Linked DNA regions of Homo sapiens: region 1 is linked to region 2. A link is a loop called in an ENCODE intact Hi-C map of the cell type or tissue named here. Cell type or tissue: PC-3. All regions are shown on one strand. Each heading gives the region's core, and the rest is flanking DNA. Links, peaks and the distances in the headings are about the cores only.

Evidence for each region. A loop is a pair of places that touch in the nucleus more often than their neighbours do. Peaks named below come from ENCODE experiments on the same cell type or tissue, not always from the same donor. Only the 100,000 strongest peaks of a DNase experiment are listed, where the experiment ranks them.
Region 1: it touches region 2 in a loop (19-fold over the local background); 46 of 110 quality-filtered maps call a loop at or near these places.

The regions. Positions count from the first base shown.
Region 1 is chr11:47,351,216-47,361,077 of GRCh38, reverse strand. It overlaps SPI1 (Spi-1 proto-oncogene), which reads left to right. Exons shown (of 5, transcript NM_003120.3): 3 at 1,038-1,225; 4 at 2,072-2,234; 5 at 5,532-6,218. The coding sequence ends at 5,851. MYBPC3 (myosin binding protein C3) reads left to right here and starts at 8,376. Exons shown (of 35, transcript NM_000256.3): 1 at 8,376-8,455; 2 at 9,573-9,839. The coding sequence starts at 8,431. RefSeq lists enhancers at 8,752-9,732, 9,733-9,862. In PC-3, for the core only: a CTCF peak has its summit at 5,668 (motif pointing right); a DNase peak (open chromatin) is centred at 5,667; H3K4me3 peaks cover 1,089 bases.
Region 2 is chr11:46,882,345-46,892,206 of GRCh38, reverse strand. LRP4 (LDL receptor related protein 4) reads left to right here. Exons shown (of 38, transcript NM_002334.4): 14 at 1,713-1,930; 15 at 2,087-2,263; 16 at 2,674-2,796; 17 at 5,674-5,882; 18 at 6,035-6,116; 19 at 8,231-8,336. Among named protein-coding and RNA genes, the nearest start is that of LRP4, 31 kb to the left of the region's middle. In PC-3, for the core only: a CTCF peak has its summit at 2,417 (motif pointing left); a DNase peak (open chromatin) is centred at 2,396.

The sequences.
Region 1 (9,862 bases), core at 4,296-6,795, 470 kb before region 2:
GCAATCTCGGCTCACTGCAGCCTCCGCCTCCTGGGTTCACACCATTCTCCTGCCTCAGCCTCCTGAGTAGCTGGGACTACAGGCACCCGCCACCACGCCCAGCTAATTTTTTTGTATTTTACTAGAGACGGGGTTTCACTGTGTTAGCCAGGATGGTCTTGATCTCCTGACCTCGTTATCCACCCACCTCGGCCTCCCAAAGTGCTGGGATTACAGGCGTGAGCCACTGCGCCCGGCCGAGTTTTTTTTTTTTTGAGGCAGAGTCTCACTCTGTCGCCAGGCTGGAGTGCAGTGGCGCAATCTCGGCTCACTGCTACCTCCACCTCTCGGGTTCAAGCGATTCTCCTGCCTCAGCCTCCTGAGTAGCTGGGATTACGGCACCTACCACCACGCCCAGCTAATATTTTGTATTTTAGTAGAGATGGGATTTCACCACGTTGGCCAGGATGGTCTCAATCTCCTGACCTCATGATCCGCCCGCCTCCGCCTCCCAAAATGCTGGGTTTACAGGCGTGAGCCACCGCGCGCGGCCCTGGCTGGGAGGTTTTAACAGGATAGGAGGGGAATCAACTTTCCCTGAGGGCCGGCTCTGGTGCGAGGTGTTTTACAAATGTGTACTCATTCGTATCTTCCCAATAACTGTGATCCCCATTTTACAGGCAACTCAACTGAGGTTAGAGAGGCCACATATGTGCCTGAGGTCACACAGCAAGTAAATGGCAGAGCCAGGATTAGACGCTCGGTCTGTGTGACTGCACAGGAATCAGGATGGAATTGCTGAGAACACGAGCTTTGCTTCAGCCCTGAGTCCTGGCTGTGACCCGGATGCTTTTGACCTTGGGCATGCTATGTAGCCGCTCGAAGCCTCAGTGTCCTCATCTATAAAATGCAGGCCTAGAGTAACCATGCAGGTGGCGAGGGTTAAACGAGATGGTTAGGCCCCATATGGCCTGGCAGTATTATTTAATGTTACTATAACCTTTTCCTGCCCTGCCCAACCCTGAGCTCACCCCATACTGCCTGGCTGTCCCCCACAGACCATTACTGGGACTTCCACCCCCACCACGTGCACAGCGAGTTCGAGAGCTTCGCCGAGAACAACTTCACGGAGCTCCAGAGCGTGCAGCCCCCGCAGCTGCAGCAGCTCTACCGCCACATGGAGCTGGAGCAGATGCACGTCCTCGATACCCCCATGGTGCCACCCCATCCCAGTCTTGGCCACCAGGTGCATGCCACCGCCTGCCCCGTCCCCCAGGAGACTGCCAGGCCTGTGGTGGGGCCCGGGAGCTTCACAGGAAGCTGACACAGGCTCTTACCCAACTCAGCTTCCTGCCCCACAGTGCCAACGGCGGCTGGAGCTCCAACGGCTGCCGCCTGACCCCCCAAGTGACCTCATGACCCCACACCCCTTATCTCATCTCACCCCGAGTATGGACAGACCCCAGATAATTCTCGCACCCTCACCAAGCCTCCCCATCCCAACGCCTTGTTGTGGGCCCTCCTGGGCCTCACTGTCTGCCACCCCCATTCACTAGCCCTCATGGATCCCACACCAAGTCACTGAACACCTCTACTGACCCTGCCTCTCCCCAGTGACCCTCCCTACTGACCCTAACCCGGATCAGTGACCTCTGCTGACCTCTACCACCCCTACTGACCTCCAGGGTCCCTCCACTCACTCATCATCCCACCTATGAAACCCCCTTCCAGACCCAACGCACCGGTCCCTAGCATGCCCTCTTCTGACCCCAGCCTAATGCGGGTCCACACAGCACCGCTGCAGGGAGGAGAACAAGGCACCACTTCCCCGGTGCCCACAGTCCTAAACCAGGAGGCCCAGCTGGGAGGGCTGGGTGGGCTGGATGTCAGCACCCCTCGCCCCACAGCCTGCACCCTATGTGCAGCACCTCAACTGGCCCCCCTTTTCCCTGGTCTTCTTCCTCCAGTCTCCTGTGCCTGCCATTGTCCCCTGCCCTCTGCACTCCTTCTCTCCCCAGCTGACCTCCCTCCCAGCCCCCCTGAGCTGTAAGCTGGCCCTTCCTGACTCTGATCTCCTTCCCCCACCGTCCAGGTCTCCTACCTGCCCCGGATGTGCCTCCAGTACCCATCCCTGTCCCCAGCCCAGCCCAGCTCAGATGAGGAGGAGGGCGAGCGGCAGAGCCCCCCACTGGAGGTGTCTGACGGCGAGGCGGATGGCCTGGAGCCCGGGCCTGGGCTCCTGCCTGGGGAGACAGGTGGGGCACCTGGCCCTCCACCCTGGCCCCGACCCTGGCCGTGTCTGTGCCCTGCCCCCACCCAGCCAGGCCAACTGACCCAGCAGCCACGCCACCGAGTCGCGTGTGTGTGTGTGTGCATGTTTGCCAGTGTGTGTGTTTTGTGGGGCTGTCTGTGGCTGTCTCTGTGTGTGTGTATCTGCTGTGTAGTGCATACGGGCATCTCCATGAAGTGTGCCAGGTGTGTGTGTCTCTCTGTGCCATGAGTGTGTGTACATCTGGGTGTGTGTGAGCAAGTGTGCAGAGGGTGCGTGTGCACAGGTACGGGCAGGTGCATGTGTGCGAGTGGCTGTGTGAGTGGGTGTGTGAGAAGGTGAATGTGAGAGCTGGTGTGGCTGAGAGTGGGTGTGGCCATGTTTGTGTGTCTGTCAACACATGAATGTATTTCAGTGCGTGTGAGCAGCTGTGCACGTATGATGTCAGTGGGTGTCAGCAGTGTGTGGGTGTGCCTGTGTGAGCAGGGATGTGAGCATGGTATATGTGAGTGGCTGTAAGCAGGCATGTGTGAGTGATATGTGTGAGTGGGGGTGTGACAGCAGGTGTGTGAGCAAGTGTATATGTGTGAATGTGTATGTAAGCAGGGATGTGTGTGATATAAGTGTGTGTGAATGGGCATAGGTGTGTGTCAGTGGATGTGTGAGTGGGTGTGAACATGTTTGAGGGTGTATGTAAGCAGGTGTGTGTGAGCAGGAAGGTGTGAGCTGGGGTGTGTGAGCATGTATGTGTATATGTGAGCAGGTCTGTGCATGTATGTGAGTGGATATGTGTTTTAACATGTGTAAGCATGTGTGTGTTCCCATGTGTGAGCAGGTGTGTGTGGGGGGTGAGGACGTGCTTAAGCACCTGCGTGTGTGAGCAGGTGTGCATGTGTGTGAACAGGTATGTGTATGTGTGAAAGCAGGTGTGTGAATGAGTGTGTGAGCATGAATGGGTGTGAGTGGGCCGGGCGTGGTGGCTCACGCCTGTATCCCAGCACTTTGGGAGGCTGAGGCAGGCGGATCACCTGAGGTCAGGTGTTCGAGACCAGCCTGGCCAACATGGCGAAACCCCGTCTCCACTAAAAATACAAAAATTAGTCAGGCGTGGTGGTGAACGCCTGTAATCCCAGCTACTTGGAAGGCTGAGACAGGAGAATTGCTTGAACCCGGGAGGTGGAGGTTGCAGTGAGCCGAGATCGTGCCATTGCACTCCAGCCTGGGCAACAAGAGCAACTCCATCTCAAAAACAAGAGAATGGGTGTGATGTGTGAGTGTGAGAGCAGGTGTGTGTGAGCATGCATGAGTGTGAGCTGCTGTGAGTGGATGTGAGAGCAGAATGTGTGTGAGCATTTGAGTGTGCAAGTAGGTGTCTGAGTGGTTGTGTGTGAACAGGCGTGTAAGCATGCAAGTGGATATGCATGAGCAGAATGTATGTGCATGCGTGAGCAGGTGTGAGGTGCAAGTGTAAGTGGTGTGAAATATGAGTGAGCAGGTGTCAATGAGGTGTGAAAGAGCTGGTGTGAGCGTGTGAGTGATAAGTGAGCAGCTGTGAGGTGTGAGCATGTATGTGAGCAGGTATGTGTGATGTGTGAGCATATGTGTGAGCATGTGTGTGTGCAGATATGTGTGGGCAGGTGTGTGTGAGTGGGTGTGAGATGTGAGCATGTGTGTGAGGTATGAGGTGTGAGCATGTGTGAGGTGTGAGCATGTGAGTGGGTGTGAATGTGTGAGGTGTTAGCATGTGTGAAGTGTTAGCATGTGTGTGAGCATGAGTTTGTAAGCATAAGTGTGTGTGAGACTTGGTGTGAGGTGTGTGAGGAAGTGTGTGTATGGATAGGTGAGCATGTGTGTGAGCAGACGTGAGCATGTGTGAGTGGGTGTGTGCGTGAGTGAATGGTGTGAGGTGTGTGAGCACAAGTGTGTGAGCAGGGGCGTGTGTGTGTAGCTGAGTAATGTGAGATGTGTGTGAGCAGGTGTGTGCGTGTGGGGCTGAGTAACGTGAGATGTGTGTAAGCAGGTGTGTGCGTGCAAGTGTGTGTGAGGTGTGGGTAGGTGCGATCATATGTGAGTGGATATGTGTGAGTGAATGGTGTGGTGTAAGCATGTGTGTGTGAGCAGGGGCATGTGTGTGCAAGGGTGAGCAATGTAAGGTGTGAGGGTGAGCAGTGTAAGATGTGTAAGCAGGTGTGTTTGTGCAAGCATGTGTAAGCAAGTATAAGCAGGTGTGATTATGAGACCTGGTGTGAGGTGTATGAGCAGGTGTGTGAACATGAGTGTGTGAACCTGGTGTGAGGTGTGTGTGAGCAGGTGTGAGTGGGCATATGAGTGTGAGAAGGTGCATTGGGTGTGACCGTGTGTGGGGGCAGTAAGTGGGTCTGAGTGTGTGTGCATGTGTGTGAGTGGGTGCATTGGGTGGGTGTGAGTGTGCATGTGAGTGGGTGTGAATGAGGTGTGAGCATGAGTGGGTGTGACCAGGTGTGTGTGAGTGGGTTGTGAATGTGTAAGCAGATGCAGTGTGGGTTTGAACATGTGGGTGGGTGCAAGCATGTGAGTGGGTGTGTCGTGTGGGTGCCAGTGTGTGGGGGCATGTTAGTGAATGAGTGTGTGAGCATGTGTGTGAGTGTGAGCTGGTGCATTGTGTGGGTGTGTGAGAAAGTGACAGTGTGTGAGGGCAGATGTGGGTGTGAATGTGCAAGTGGGTGGGTGTGGGTGCAATCTGGCGTTTGGGTGCATTGCACAAGCATGTGTGTGAGCATGTGGGTGTGAGTCTGTGAGCACGTGCATTGTGTGTGCATGTGTGTGACAGCATGTGTGTGATCAGATACATTGTACGTGTGAGCGTGTGTGGGTGTGAGCATGAGTGAGTGGTTGCATTGTGTTTAAGCATGAGTGTGAGTGGGTGTGAGAAGGTGCGTTGTGTGAGCACGTGTGTGAGTGGGTGTGGGCGTGATGTGTGAGCATGTGTAAGGAGGTGTGGGTGCGTTATGTGGATGTGAGCATGTGTGTGTACTTGGTGCACTGTGTGGGTGCGAGTGTGTGCGCGTGGGGGGGGTGAGTGCGTGGGTGTGAGTGGGTGTGTGTGAACGCCTGTGTGTGCGCAAGCATGTGTGTGTGTGTGAGTGTGGGTGCGTTGTGTATGCACGCCCGGCGCGGGCTGGGGCAGCCGTTCCCCTGCCCTTCCCGGCCACCCCGTCCCCGGGCCCCTGTGCGTACGCAAGGCGGTGGGGGCGGCTCCCATGTGGGCCCCGGGCCCCCTCCCACCGGGCCCTCCCCCCCGCAGGCAGCAAGAAGAAGATCCGCCTGTACCAGTTCCTGTTGGACCTGCTCCGCAGCGGCGACATGAAGGACAGCATCTGGTGGGTGGACAAGGACAAGGGCACCTTCCAGTTCTCGTCCAAGCACAAGGAGGCGCTGGCGCACCGCTGGGGCATCCAGAAGGGCAACCGCAAGAAGATGACCTACCAGAAGATGGCGCGCGCGCTGCGCAACTACGGCAAGACGGGCGAGGTCAAGAAGGTGAAGAAGAAGCTCACCTACCAGTTCAGCGGCGAAGTGCTGGGCCGCGGGGGCCTGGCCGAGCGGCGCCACCCGCCCCACTGAGCCCGCAGCCCCCGCCGGGCCCCGCCAGGCCTCCCCGCTGGCCATAGCATTAAGCCCTCGCCCGGCCCGGACACAGGGAGGACGCTCCCGGGGCCCAGAGGCAGGACTGTGGCGGGCCGGGCCTCGCCTCACCCGCCCCCTCCCCCCACTCCAGGCCCCCTCCACATCCCGCTTCGCCTCCCTCCAGGACTCCACCCCGGCTCCCGGACGCCAGCTGGGCGTCAGACCCCACCGGGGCAACCTTGCAGAGGACGACCCGGGGTACTGCCTTGGGAGTCTCAAGTCCGTATGTAAATCAGATCTCCCCTCTCACCCCTCCCACCCATTAACCTCCTCCCAAAAAACAAGTAAAGTTATTCTCAATCCATCCTCTTGCAGCACAGAGTCTCTTTTAAAATTTGTTGTGTATCTCTTTTGGCCCCTGTGTGCTGCGACGTCTCTTTTTGTCATTTGTCCATCGGGTGTTTACCGAGGACTGTACCCAATGCTGGACCCTGGGAACATGAGGACCAATGACACAGAGCGCCTGAACAGGAGTTAGAGTTTGGTGGAAAGAACAAGTCCTCAATTGTGATTAGGAGAGCAGATCCTATTTAAAAGCTCTCTACTCCTGATAGTTGTTGTTTTTAAGCCTTGATGAGGTTTGAACTCATGATGATGATGATGATGATGATGATGACCATGACCAGCAACAACATTTGATATTCTGGTCAATTAGTATCTGCCAACCTTGAGATGTGGAGTCTAATATCACTCCATTTTATAGAATGGGAAACTGAGGCTTGTAGAGGTCAAATTATTTCCCCAAGGTCACAGCCGTTGAGTGGCCAAGTTGGATCACACTCCAGGTCTGTCCCGACACGTCAACATGGAGTGGGAGGCCTTGCTTATCTGGAAGAGGATACTCTTCAGCATTCCGAGGACAGGAATTAAGCCCCAAAGCTCCTGTGGGCCGCAAAGGGTTCTCACGAGCTGCACGCCCAGCAGGACTTTAGACCCAAGTGAATCCCTGGTGGGACCCCCAGGTTCTATTTGCTTTCTAGCTCCTAGCCACAGCAGGGGAGAAACAGACCAAGCTGAGCGGAGAAGCCTGTAAGTCCTGTGTTTTCCTCCAGACGGTAGCAAGTAGTGGCAGTAGACAGCCTGGGAGTGAGGGACTTCCCAACGCTGTCAAAGACCTTAGGGAACCCAGATTCTGGGGCCATTATCGTAGGGACAAATACCCGCCCCACACCTCCTCAACCCCAGAGGGCTCACTGCAGCCCAACCCTGCAGCTCCCTAGTCCTACTGCAGGGCCACAAGAGAAGGCAAAATGGTGTTGTGTCTTCATTCTTCTATTTTTATTTTTTTTTTTTTGAGACAGGGTCTTACTTTGTTGCCCAGGCTGGAGTGCAGTGGCACGAACATGGCTCACTGCAGCCCTGACCCCCCGGGCTCAAGTGATTCTCCTGCCTCAGCCTCCCGAGCATCTGGGACTACAGGTGTGCGTCACATGCCTGACTGATTTTTGTATTTTTTGTACAGATGGGGTTTCATCATGTTGCCCAGGCTGGTCTCGAACTCCTGAGCTCAAGTGATCTGCCCGCCTCAGCCTCCCAAAGTGCTGGGATTACAGGTGTGAGCCACTTCGCCCAGCCCATTTTTATTTTTTTATTATTATTCTTTGAGATATTAATAATAAAAAATAATAATAAATAATATTTTTATTATTATTATCACTCTGTCACCCAGGCTGCAGTGCAGTGGTGCGATTTTGGCTCACTGCAGCCCGGAACTCCTTGGACTCAAGCGATCCTCCCACCTCAGCCTCCTGGGTAGCTGATACTACAGGTCCACACCACCACACCTGGCTAATTTGTGTGTGTGTGTGTATTTATTTTATTTTTTATTTTTTTAGTAGAGATGGGGTTTTGCCATGTTGCCCAGGCTGGTCTCAAACTCCTGGCCTCAAATAATCTGCCTGCCTCGGCCTCCCAAAGTGCTGGGATTACAGATGAGCCACCACACCCGGCCTAACATTTTTAAAATTATAAACCCACTTCATACGTGTGACAATCCTGTGCAGTGGGTGCTGCTTTCACCCACCCCGCTTTACAGATGAGGAAACCAGGTGCTTTGAGATTAAAGAGATGGCAGTGCTAGGACTCAGAGACACCCTGGCCCCAGGGTCTGTGGACATGACCACTGCCTGAACTGCCTGCGAGGATGCTCCTGACCCGTTAGCCTTAGGGTTATGGGCCCAGCATGCTCCCACCGTACAATTTGCTGTAAGAGGGACACACACGGGGCTTGGAGTACCCCTGAGGCTTGCCAAAGGTTGGGGAGGCAGAATTGTGCTGCGGGGGGTGAGGGGGGAAGGGACAGGAGCCAGCCAGGGACAATGTGGCCCTACCTTCTCCCTGGAGAGACCTCAGCTCTCTGGAATTCATCTATATTTAGCAGGTGGCTGGACAGGAGGCAGATAAGCAGAGCCTGGGGAGGGGGGAGGTCCCCATATATAGTGGGAAGGACAGGACCCCACTCAGTCCCTCTTTGGGTGACCTGTGCCTGCTTCGTGCCTGGTGTGACGTCTCTCAGGATGCCTGAGCCGGGGAAGAAGCCAGGTAGCTTTAGGACTGGGGTTGGGTCTAAGTGTGGGAGCAGGGGGGTGTCTACAATTGGGGAGCAGGGCTAGGAGGGAGTTCTTGAGGGGGTTGACGAGGACGTGGCCTCTGAGCCCCAGGACAGGGGCAGCCAGTCCTCCAGGGTCCTTTTTTGATTCTCGGTTTCTTTTTCCCATCCCTCTGATGAGAGGTGAAGGTAAACCCAAGGTCAGGGACGCAGAGAGGGGACACAGCCAAGACAGGAAGCACCCGGGGTCAACCCATTCTGAGAATGCAAAGGGACCCCTTCCCTGTCCCATTGCCTTCACCTTCCACAGCAAGGTTCCCCGCGGACAGAGCCCACGTTTAGTATGGAGCTGAGCCAGGCTCACGGCATGCCTTCAGACCAGTCTCTACCCACTATGGGTCTCAGTCTCCCAACCTGGGGTGCCGGGGGTGGTGGTGGCATTGGGTTGGTTCCTCCTGGCTGTGACATTATCTGCTTCATGAGCCTGTACGGTGTGGCCCCCATGTTGAGGGTGACACAGCCCCTCTTCTCTGAGAGAGGACAGTCAGGAGCCCCTGAACCCAGGCCAAGGGCAGGGAAAATCACAGCCCAGGGACCTGGGCCTGGGCTGTGCCCTTATGAAGGTTGTCCAGGGCAGAGATCCAGGTCCCCATCCCCCAGCGCCCTCCCAGGCCAGCTTTATCTCAGTTGCTGATACCCAGCCTGAGGTCCTTGGAGGACAAATTTGGCCACATTCCAAGTAGGCAGACTTCCCCGCCCCCTGCCAAGGGCCCGAAATGGTTGGGGGAAAGGGAGCTGGGTTCATCACGGGTGTCTCCAAGCAGGGAAAGTGGACACATGCAGAAAAAGTCTTGTTGGGAGGTCAGGACCACAGCCCTGGCTCTCCCGACTGCTAGCTGTGTGATCTTGGAGGAGCCGCTTAGCTTCTCTGAGCCTCAGTGTCCTCCTCTGAGAAATGAACAGAATAACTGCAACTACCTCAGAGAACTGGTAGAGTATTACGTGAGGGGATGCATAGAAAGTGCTAGCACAGTATTTACTGAGAGGGGCTGCAGGGGCGGGGTGCACGCTCCAACCAGGGGCCGCTGTAGCCTCCACCTGGCCCTTCAGTCTCAGCTTTTAGCAAGAAGCCACGGTCAGTGGAAGTGGCCGCAGGCAGCCCTGCCGTGTTCGAGGCCGAGACAGAGCGGGCAGGAGTGAAGGTGCGCTGGCAGCGCGGAGGCAGTGACATCAGCGCCAGCAACAAGTACGGCCTGGCCACAGAGGGCACACGGCATACGCTGACAGTGCGGGAAGTGGGCCCTGCCGACCAGGGATCTTACGCAGTCATTGCTGGCTCCTCCAAGGTCAAGTTCGACCTCAAGGTCATAGAGGCAGGTAAGATCCTGATCAGCCTTCCC
Region 2 (9,862 bases), core at 1,439-3,938:
AATTCCAGCACTTTTGGAGACCAAGGAAGGAGGATCACTTGAGTCCAGGAGTTCAAGATCAGCCTGGGCAACATAGTGTGGCCTCATCTCTACAAAAATGTTTTCTAAATTAGCCTGGCATAGTGGCACATGCCTGTAGTCCCAGCTACGTGGGAGGCTGAGGTGCAAGGATGGCTTGAGACTGGGAGGTCGAGGTTGCAGGGAACCGTGATTGCAACAGTGACCTCCAGCCTGGGTGACAGAGTAAGACCCTGTCTCAAAAAAAGTTAAATAAATAAAATTGAGAAATCTGGTCAGGTTCAGTGGCTCATGCCTATAATCTCAGCACTTTGGGATGCTGAGGTGGGCAGATTGCTTGAGCCCAGGAGTTCAAGACCAGCTTGGGCAACATGGCAAAACCCCATCTCTATAAAAAGTACAAAAATTAGCTGGACTTATTGATGCATGCCTGTAGTCCCAACTACACAGGAGGCTGAGGTAGGAGGATCACCTGAGCCCTGGAGTTCGAGGCTGCAGTGAGCCATGATTATGGCACTGCACTCCTGGATGACAGAGTGAGACTCTGTCTCAAAAAAAATTAAATTTAAAATTCAGAAATCTGAATTAAAGAAAAACTCCTGAAATGAAGTTCTCACCTCTGGCTTTTAAAAATTCTATGCAATCAATGGAGGGAGTATCTTATAAGGTCCTACAGTATGTATCAACTGTTTTAGAAACTGTGTGTGTGTATGTGTGTGTGTCTGTGTGTGTGTGTGTGTGTGTGTGTGTGTGTGTGTGTATAAAATACAAAAGGAGCCGGGCATGGTGACTCAAGCTTGTAACCCCAGCACTTTGGGAGGCCGAGGCAGGTGGATCACTTGGGGTCAGGAGTTTGAGACCAGCCTGGCCAACATGGTGAAACCCCATCTCTACTAAAAATACAAAAATTAGCTGGGCATGGTGGCGGGTGCCTGTAATTCCAGCTACTTGGGAGGCTGAGGCAGGAGAATCACTTGGGTCCAGGAGGTGGAGGTTGCAGTGAGCTGAAATCGTGCCACTGCATTCCAGCCTGGGCAACAGAGCGAGTCTCAAAAATAAAAGAAAATAAAATACAAAAGGCAGTGGAAGAGATTGTGACAAAGAAGAAAGTGCCTGTCCTAATATTACATTATATTGTCAATTCTGTGAGACTTTTGTCTGTTTTGTTCACTGCTAGATTTCCAGTGCCTAAGATAGTATGTCCTGCCTGTTGCCAGTATGAAAAAAAAAATTATTAAATGAATAAATGCCCTGTCTAAAGACATTTAAACTCAGACACTTAAAAAGCATTCTGAGGCTGGGCATGGTGACTCATGCCTATAATCCCAGTACTTTGAAAGGACAAAGCAGGAGGATTGCTTGAGCTCAGGAGTTTGAGACCAGCTTGGGTAACATAGCAAGACCTCATCTCTACTACAAAAAAAAATTAGTTAGGTGTAGCGATACTAGCTGCTCAGAAGGCTGAAGTGGGAGGCCTTCTGAGCCCAGGAGATTGAGGCCGCAGTGAGCTGTAATCTCACCTGCCCTCCAGCCTGGGTGACAAAATGAGACCCCGTCTAAAAAAAAAATTCATTCTGTGGACCAAACATTGGAGTCCCCTGAGTTAAATGGATAAAAGCGCCCTACCTGATTATTCTCCTGGTTACCTACCTGTTTTCTGCTGCCCACTTCCCAATTTACTTTTCTCTTCCTAGTACCATTTACTGGACAGACTGGGGCAACACCCCCCGTATTGAGGCCTCCAGCATGGATGGCTCTGGACGCCGCATCATTGCCGATACCCATCTCTTCTGGCCCAATGGCCTCACCATCGACTATGCCGGGCGCCGTATGTACTGGGTGGATGCTAAGCACCATGTCATCGAGAGGGCCAATCTGGATGGGAGTCACCGTAAGGCTGTCATTAGCCAGGGTGAGCCCCTTCCTTCAGTCTCCTTCATCTCTTGTCCTCCTGCCCCCGTCCCTGCCCCCCAGGAGCCTTGGTAGAGGTTTTGTGTAGTTGCCAGGCCTGGGCCCAGGGGACATGGCAGACCACGTCCAGACTGAGGTCTTCCTGGACTTTCCCCAGGCCTCCCGCATCCCTTCGCCATCACAGTGTTTGAAGACAGCCTGTACTGGACAGACTGGCACACCAAGAGCATCAATAGCGCTAACAAATTTACGGGGAAGAACCAGGAAATCATTCGCAACAAACTCCACTTCCCTATGGACATCCACACCTTGCACCCCCAGCGCCAACCTGCAGGTAAAAAACTGCCCACCGGGTGAGCCAAAGTAGCCTCATGGTTGAGGTGGCCTCTGGTGCCTCTGAGAACCTTCCTTCCCCTTAGAGTTGCCATTTCTTCTGATGGGGAAATCCAGCAGGGCACTGACATGGGCTAATTCCTCCCTCTGCTGGACATTCGGGGCAGTACAACAAGATTCACGAAAAGATTCATTAGACTTCACCGTTCCCATCTAATTCAGGCAGACATTTACAGGGCATCTCCTCTGTGCCGGGTACTCACTGTGCTAGCAGCAGGGGCAGATGTCAAAAATATAAGACATAGTTTCTCCCTTCAGGGAACTATCACCCTACCTAAACCCCTATTCCCTAGTCTTGGGGTCACTTTTGCAGACCTTCGCTGATCCTCTTGCCCTGGGCTCTTTGAGCAGGGAAAAACCGCTGTGGGGACAACAACGGAGGCTGCACGCACCTGTGTCTGCCCAGTGGCCAGAACTACACCTGTGCCTGCCCCACTGGCTTCCGCAAGATCAGCAGCCACGCCTGTGCCCAGAGTAAGTGGGTCTGCAACACCAGCCTCCATGGAGGCTGTTGTGAGGATGGGGAGAAGGAACAAGGGATAGGACGTGGAGGGATTGCCTGTCATGGGAAAAACCACATTCCTCAGGGAGCCCTGGAGAGGAAGAACTTAAGAGGCTGAGGGATCTTCTATCAAAGCTGAGGACTGAGGACCCAGCACTAGTGGCTGAAGGCTCAGCAATACCGCCCGGTCGAGTGTGAACACCTGCAGTGAGGCTCATGTATCATTTTACCAGGCAGGATTGCCTTCTCTATAGGCAGCAAGAGGGTTTTATGCTCTTCTAGAAAACAGGGGAATGATTTCCTACCTTTTTACCTTTAGCGTCACCCTGTTGAAGACTTTCTTTCGGCCCTTAAACCAGGAAGCCAAAATTAGAATCTCTGATGATGTTCTGTGTAAGCGGGTCCTGGATAAATATGTGTTAAACAAGTGGAAGATCATGGGATCTTCCCTGGTCTGTCCCTGAACTGCTACTTTGGCTTCCTTTGGGCTCCTTAGGAGTTATTGTTTTGAGAGGGTAACCCTGGAGAGCCCAGCACACGATGACTTTTTCTAAGAATAGTCCAGAGAGGAGCGGTCCGGGCATATGGCACGACCAGCAGGGCACCTGGGGTGATTCCTCACACATCAGCAGCTGTTCTTGTTTACTGCTGTGTACCCCACTGACCCTCTGAAATCTGGGTAAAATAAAATTCTCCTGGGACCTGGGTCCTTTCTAGAGAGTGTGGTTAGGGAAAACATTCAAAAGTTTCATTCATACACATATTAACTAAGAACCTAATTTCATTCTCTGAGTTTTCCCCTTGCATTCTTTTTTTTTTTTTTTTTTTTTTTTTGAGACAGTTTTGCTCTTGTCCAGGCTGGAGTACAATGGCACAGTCTCGGCTCACCACAACCTCCACTTCCCAGGTTCAAGCTATTCTCCTGCCTTAGCTTCCTGAATAGCTGGGATTACAAGCATGCGCCACCACACCTGGCTAATTTTGTATTTTTAGTAGGGACGGGGTTTCTCCATGTTGGTCTGGCTGGTCTCGAACTCCTGACCTCAGGTGATCCACCCACCTCAGCCTCCCAAAGTGCTGGCATTACAGGCATGAGCCACTGTGCCTGGCATTTTTTTTTTTTTTGTCCGCCTCCCGGGTTCAAGTGCTTCTCCTGCCTCAGCCTCCTGAGTAGCGGGGATTATAAGTGTGCACTACCACACCCAGCTAATTTTTGTATTTTTAGTAGAGATGAGGTTTCACCATGTTGGTCAGGCTGGTCTTGAACTCCTGACCTCATGACCTGCCCGCCTCTGCCTTCCAAAGTGTTGGGATTACAGGCATAAGCCACCGCCCCCGGCCTTTTTTTTTTTTTTTTTTTTTTTTTTTGAGACAGGGTCTTGCTCTGTCACCTAGGCTGGAGTGCAGTGGTGTAAACAGTGCTCACTGCAGCTTCGACTTCCTGGGCTTAAGCAAGCCTCCCGCCCCAGCCCCCTAAGTAGCTGGGACTACAGGCATACACTGTCACACCTGGCGAATTTTGTGGAGTTTTTTGTTTGTTTGTTTTGTTTTTGAGACAGAGTCTCACTCTGTCACCCAGGCTGGAGTGTGGCGGCATGATCTCGGCTCATTGTAACCTCCACCTCCCTGGTTCAAGCGATTCTTCTGCTTTGGGCTCCCAAGTAGCTGAGATTACAGGCACCTGCCACCATGCCTGGCTAATTTTTGTATTTTTAGTAGAGATGAGGTTTCACTATGTTGGCCAGGCTGGTCTCAAACTCCTGATCTCGTGATCTATCCACCTCAGCCTCCCAAAGTGCTGGGATTACAGGCGTGAGCCACTGTGCCCAGTGAATTTTGTATTTTTAGTAGAGACGGGGTTCCACTATGTTGCTCAGGCTGGTCTCAAACTCCTGAGCCCAAGCAATGACCCCACCTCAGCCCCTCAAAGTGCTGGGATTACAGGCATGAGCCACCATGCCTGGCCCTTTCCTCTTGCATTCTTTTGTGTCCAGCGCTTCCCCTGTTGTCTTAGTGAGATGCAAGAAGTAAAGCCCCCTGTCCCCTGACAGCTTCCCCTTAAGGATTTCCCAGCCCTAGGAAGAAGACATTTGGCAACATTAGTCAGGAAGTGCCTTTCTGGATAGAAAAGTCTACTGAGAAAGTATTCAGACTGACCAGAGGAAAGGCAGAGGATGGGGAAGAGCTGGCTGGAAGTAAACTACGTAGAGGAGTGGCCAGAGCTCTTTCTCTGGAGTCAGATCTGAGTCCTAGCTCTGGTGCTTTGTAGCCATGGGATCCTGGGCAAGTTTCTTGATCTCTATTAGCCTCAGGGTTGCTCGTCTAGAAAATGGGAATAAGAATAACACACGAGAGAGGCTTGGTGTGAGATCAAAAAAGCACCAAGCACAGTGCCTGGCAAGGAAAGTGCTCAGCTTAAGCTACTGGCTTAAAGTTGTAAAGAGGAGAGCAAGAGGAAGGGATCCAGGTGATGGAGTGGAGGGGCAGGAGCCCTGACACAGTCATGAACATCAGGGAAGTAGGGGTCAGGGGTTGGCAGTGGGCAAGCCAGGACACCAGAAGAGGTGGAGAAAAGTAAGAAGAGAGAAAAGTTGAGATGAAGCCGACAGATGCTTAAACAGCATGCACTTCTGGGACCTTAGTAGAGTCTGTTTCCATTTGATTTAGAAGTCTGATTCTGCTAGCATGGCAGTGCTTAAAAGAAGCCTGAGGTATAAAGTATAGGGGGCAAAGGGCACCAGATCCCAGGAAGTGTGATTGAACCAGATGTCACGCAGGTGAGCGTCTGTGTCTGTCACTGTTCTTGGATTTAGAGCATTAAAAGAAGACCCCTTTCGGCCTTTGATCAGGTCTTGACAAGTTCCTGCTTTTTGCCCGAAGGATGGACATCCGTCGAATCAGCTTTGACACAGAGGACCTGTCTGATGATGTCATCCCACTGGCTGACGTGCGCAGTGCTGTGGCCCTTGACTGGGACTCCCGGGATGACCACGTGTACTGGACAGATGTCAGCACTGATACCATCAGCAGGGCCAAGTGGGATGGAACAGGACAGGAGGTAGGGCCCAGCGTGGGGAGGTTGAAGGGTGGAATCCACCCTCTCCAGGGAAGGGCTTCCCATACCTTTGCCAACCTTGAGAATTGGTGGAGTTTGGGCTCCAGAACTAGAGTGGAAGTACAGTTGGTGATACAGCTTTGCTTCCTGCCCAGGTGGTAGTGGATACCAGTTTGGAGAGCCCAGCTGGCCTGGCCATTGATTGGGTCACCAACAAACTGTACTGGACAGATGCAGGTATGCATAGGGGAGCCGTGGCCTGCCTGGCTCCCTGGGATTCCTCTTGTTTAAAACCCTGGCCTCAGATAGAAGGAGCCCAGTGTCTCTCCTGGACCACTTCTGTCTTCACTTCAAGTCCTTGGTAGGTCAGAAGCCGGAGGGCTGCTGCAGAGCCGAAGTGAGAAGCTCCCACGTGAGAAGCTCACATTGTGGCAGCTGCTTCTGCTGTGTAGCTGATGCTGGGGAGTGTTTTAAGGCATTTCAGATCATGAACCTATGCCTTGTTTTCTTTCCATCGCTTTCTGGGTAAATCAGCCTTTTTTTTTTTTTTTTTTTGAGGCGGAGTCTTGCTCTGTCGCCAGGCTGGAGTGCAGTGGTGCGATCTCGGCTCACTGCAAGCTCCGCCTCCCGGGTTCATGCTGTTTTCTCCTGCCTCAGCCTCCCAAGTAGCTGGGACTACAGGCGTGCACCACCATGCCCGGCTAAGTTTTTGTATTTTAGTAGAGACGGGGTTTCACCATGTTGGCCAGGATGGTCTTGATCTCCTGACCTGGTGATCCACCCGCCTTAGCCTCCCAAAGTGCTGGGATTACAGGTGTGAGCCACCGCGCCTAGCCAAATCAGGCATTTTTAATTAGCCAGGTGGGTTTGGGAGGCAAGGGGATACCCTGAACAAGTGCTACTCAGAGCGTGGTTGCTGGACCACAGAGGCTGATGACAACCTTGCCTCCTCTGCGTGGCAGCATCAGCATCATCTGGGAAGTTGTTGGACATGCAGATTCTTGGGCCCCACCCTAGACTTACTGAATCAGGGCTGGGCATGGTGGCTCACACCTATAATCCTAGCGCTTTGGGGGACCAGGGCAAGATCTCTTGAGCTTAGGAGTTCAAGATCAGCCTGGGAAATATAGCAAGACCCCCACACGCATACACACATCCCCAATTTTTTTTTTTAATTAGCCTGGTGTAATGGCACATACCTGTAGTCCCAGCTACTTGGGAGGCTGAAGTGGGAGGATTGCTTGAATCCGGGAGTTCAAGGCTGCAGTGAGCCATGATCACACCACTGCATGCCAATCTAGGCAACAGAGCAAGAGCCTGTCTCCAAAAAACAAAAGTCAAGACTTACTGAATCAGAATCTTTGGGGGTTAGTGAGCATGAAATGGACTAGAATTTTTTTTTCTTTTTTAAATTTTGAGATGGAGTCTCGCTCTGCTGCCCAGGCTGGAGTGCAGCGGCGCAATCTCAGCTCACTGCAACCTCCACCTCCCTGGGTTCAAAGGATTCTTCTGCCTCAGCCTCCCGAGTAGCTGGGATTACAGGCGTGCACTACCACACCCAGCTAATTTTTTTTTTTTTTTTTTTTTTTTTGAGACGGAGTCTCACTCTGTCCCCCAGGCTGGAGTGCTGTGGCACGATCTCGGCTCACTGCAAGCTCCGCCTCCCAGGTTCACGCCATTCTCCTGCCTCAGCCTCCCAAGTAGCTGGGACTACAGGTGCCCGCCACGACGCCTGGCTAATTTTTTGTATTTTTTAGTAGAGACGGGGTTTCACCATGTTAGCCAGGATGGTCTCGATCTCCTAATCTCGTGATCCACCCGCCTCGGCCTCCCAAACTGCTGGGATTACAGGTGTGAGCCACTGCGCCCGGCCAATTTTTGTATTTTTAGTAGAGACGGGGTTTTACCATGTTGGTCAGGCTGGTCTTGAACTCCTGACCTCATGATCCACTTGCCTCGGCCTCTCAAAGTGCTGGGATTACAGGCGTGAGCCACCACGCCCGGCTGAATATTTTTATTTTAAAAAAAATCTTTGGGTGTTAGGTTCAGAAATCTGTGTTTTAACAAGCTCTCCTGATTCTTACGCACACTAAAGTTTGAGAATCATCGCCTTAAATTATGGTTGCCTATGTTTGGGAAGTCTTGCTCTTTCAAGAAATCCAACTGATCACATCCTTGAATTTCTTCTTGCAGTTCAAGTCACTAAATTTCCGTTGTGCATCTGTCACAAAATATCTTTTGAGCCCCTACTCTGTGCTCTGCTGGCGCATACCAGGCTCTTGTGTTGGCCATGGAAGGTAAGAGGGTGAATGAACAAGACTAGAATTAATCTCTGTATCCCTTCTTGATAGGTACAGACCGGATTGAAGTAGCCAACACAGATGGCAGCATGAGAACAGTACTCATCTGGGAGAACCTTGATCGTCCTCGGGACATCGTGGTGGAACCCATGGGCGGGTGAGTGGCTGCCCCTTGGGAATGAGCTCCATCCACCCCTCCCAAGATCTGAGCTCCAGAGAGGAGTCTAAAGATTAGGAAGAGTGACCAGATCTTATGGATATGCCCAAGGAAGCAAGAGCAGCTGTAGAAACCAGAGGCTGGTTGCCAAGACCAGCTCTGTCGGGGAGACCCTAACCCAGTGGTGCTAGAGGAATTAAAGATACACACACAGAACTATAGAGGTGTGAAGTAAGAAATCAGGGGTCTCACAGCCTTCAGAACTGAGAGCCCCCAACAGAGATTTACCCACATATTTATTAACAGCAAGCCAGTCATTAGCATTGTTTCTATAGATATTAACTAAAAGTATCCCTTATGGGAAATGAAGGGGTGGGCCGAATTAAAGAAATAGGTTGGGCTAGTTAAATGCAGCAGGAGCATGTCCTAAGGCACAGATAGCTCATGCTATTGTTTATGGCTTAAAAATGCCTTTAAGCAGTTTTCCTGCCCTGGGCAGGCCAGGTGTTCCTTGCCCTCATTCGGGTAAACCCACAACCTTCCAGTGTGGGCGTTATGGCCATCATGAACATGTCACAGTGCTGCAGAGATTTTGCTTATGGCCAGTTTTGGGGGCCAGTTTATGGCCAAATTTTGGGGGGCTTGTTCCCAACAGCTGGTGACAACTTTGTATTCTCTGTGGACAAGGAAACTTTTCAATTCTTTCTTTCCTTATCTTTTTTTTATTGTTGGTTTACTTGCAAAAGTAACTCATTGTTAAAAAAATTTAAATCTGTAGAAAGTAAAAATTCTCTGTGATCTCACTCTCCAGCAATAAGTTAACAGTTCAGGATATTTTTTTCCAGGTTTTCTTCTAAATGTATGTAAACATTTGTTGTTGGTGGTGATGGTTTTGGTTTTACAAAAATAGCATACTTTTTGTGACTTTTTTTCTGCTTGCCCTTATATCTTGTGTGTCTTTCCAGTTGAGTGTATAGATCTACCTTGTTTTTGTTGTTGTTGTTTGTTTGTTTTGAGACAGGGTCTTGCTCTGTGGCCCAGGATGGAGTGCAGTGGTGCAAATCACGGCTCACTGCAGCCTCAACCTCCTGGGCTCAAGCAATCCTCCTGCCTCAGCCTCCCAAGTAGCTGGGACTGCAGGCACAGACCACAATGCCTAGCTAATTTTTACAGTTTTTTTTTGTAGAGATGGGGTCTTGCTATGTTGTCTAGGCTGGTGTCAAACTTCTGAGCTAAAGCAATCGTCCTGCTTCAGCCTCCCAAAGTGTTGGGATTACAGGTGTGAGCCACTGCACCTGGCCTATGTTGTTCTTACTGGTTTTATAGAGTTCTGTTAACTTATTTAACCCATCCAGTCAAGAAACATTTCTCTTTTTGTTTTTTTCTTTTTTTTTTGAAACAGAGTCTCACTTGTTGCCCAGGCTGGAGTGCAGTGGCCCAGTCATGGCTCACTGCAGCCTTGACCTCCTGGATTCAAATGATCCTCCTATCTCAGCCTCTCAAGTAGCTGGGACCACAGATGTGCA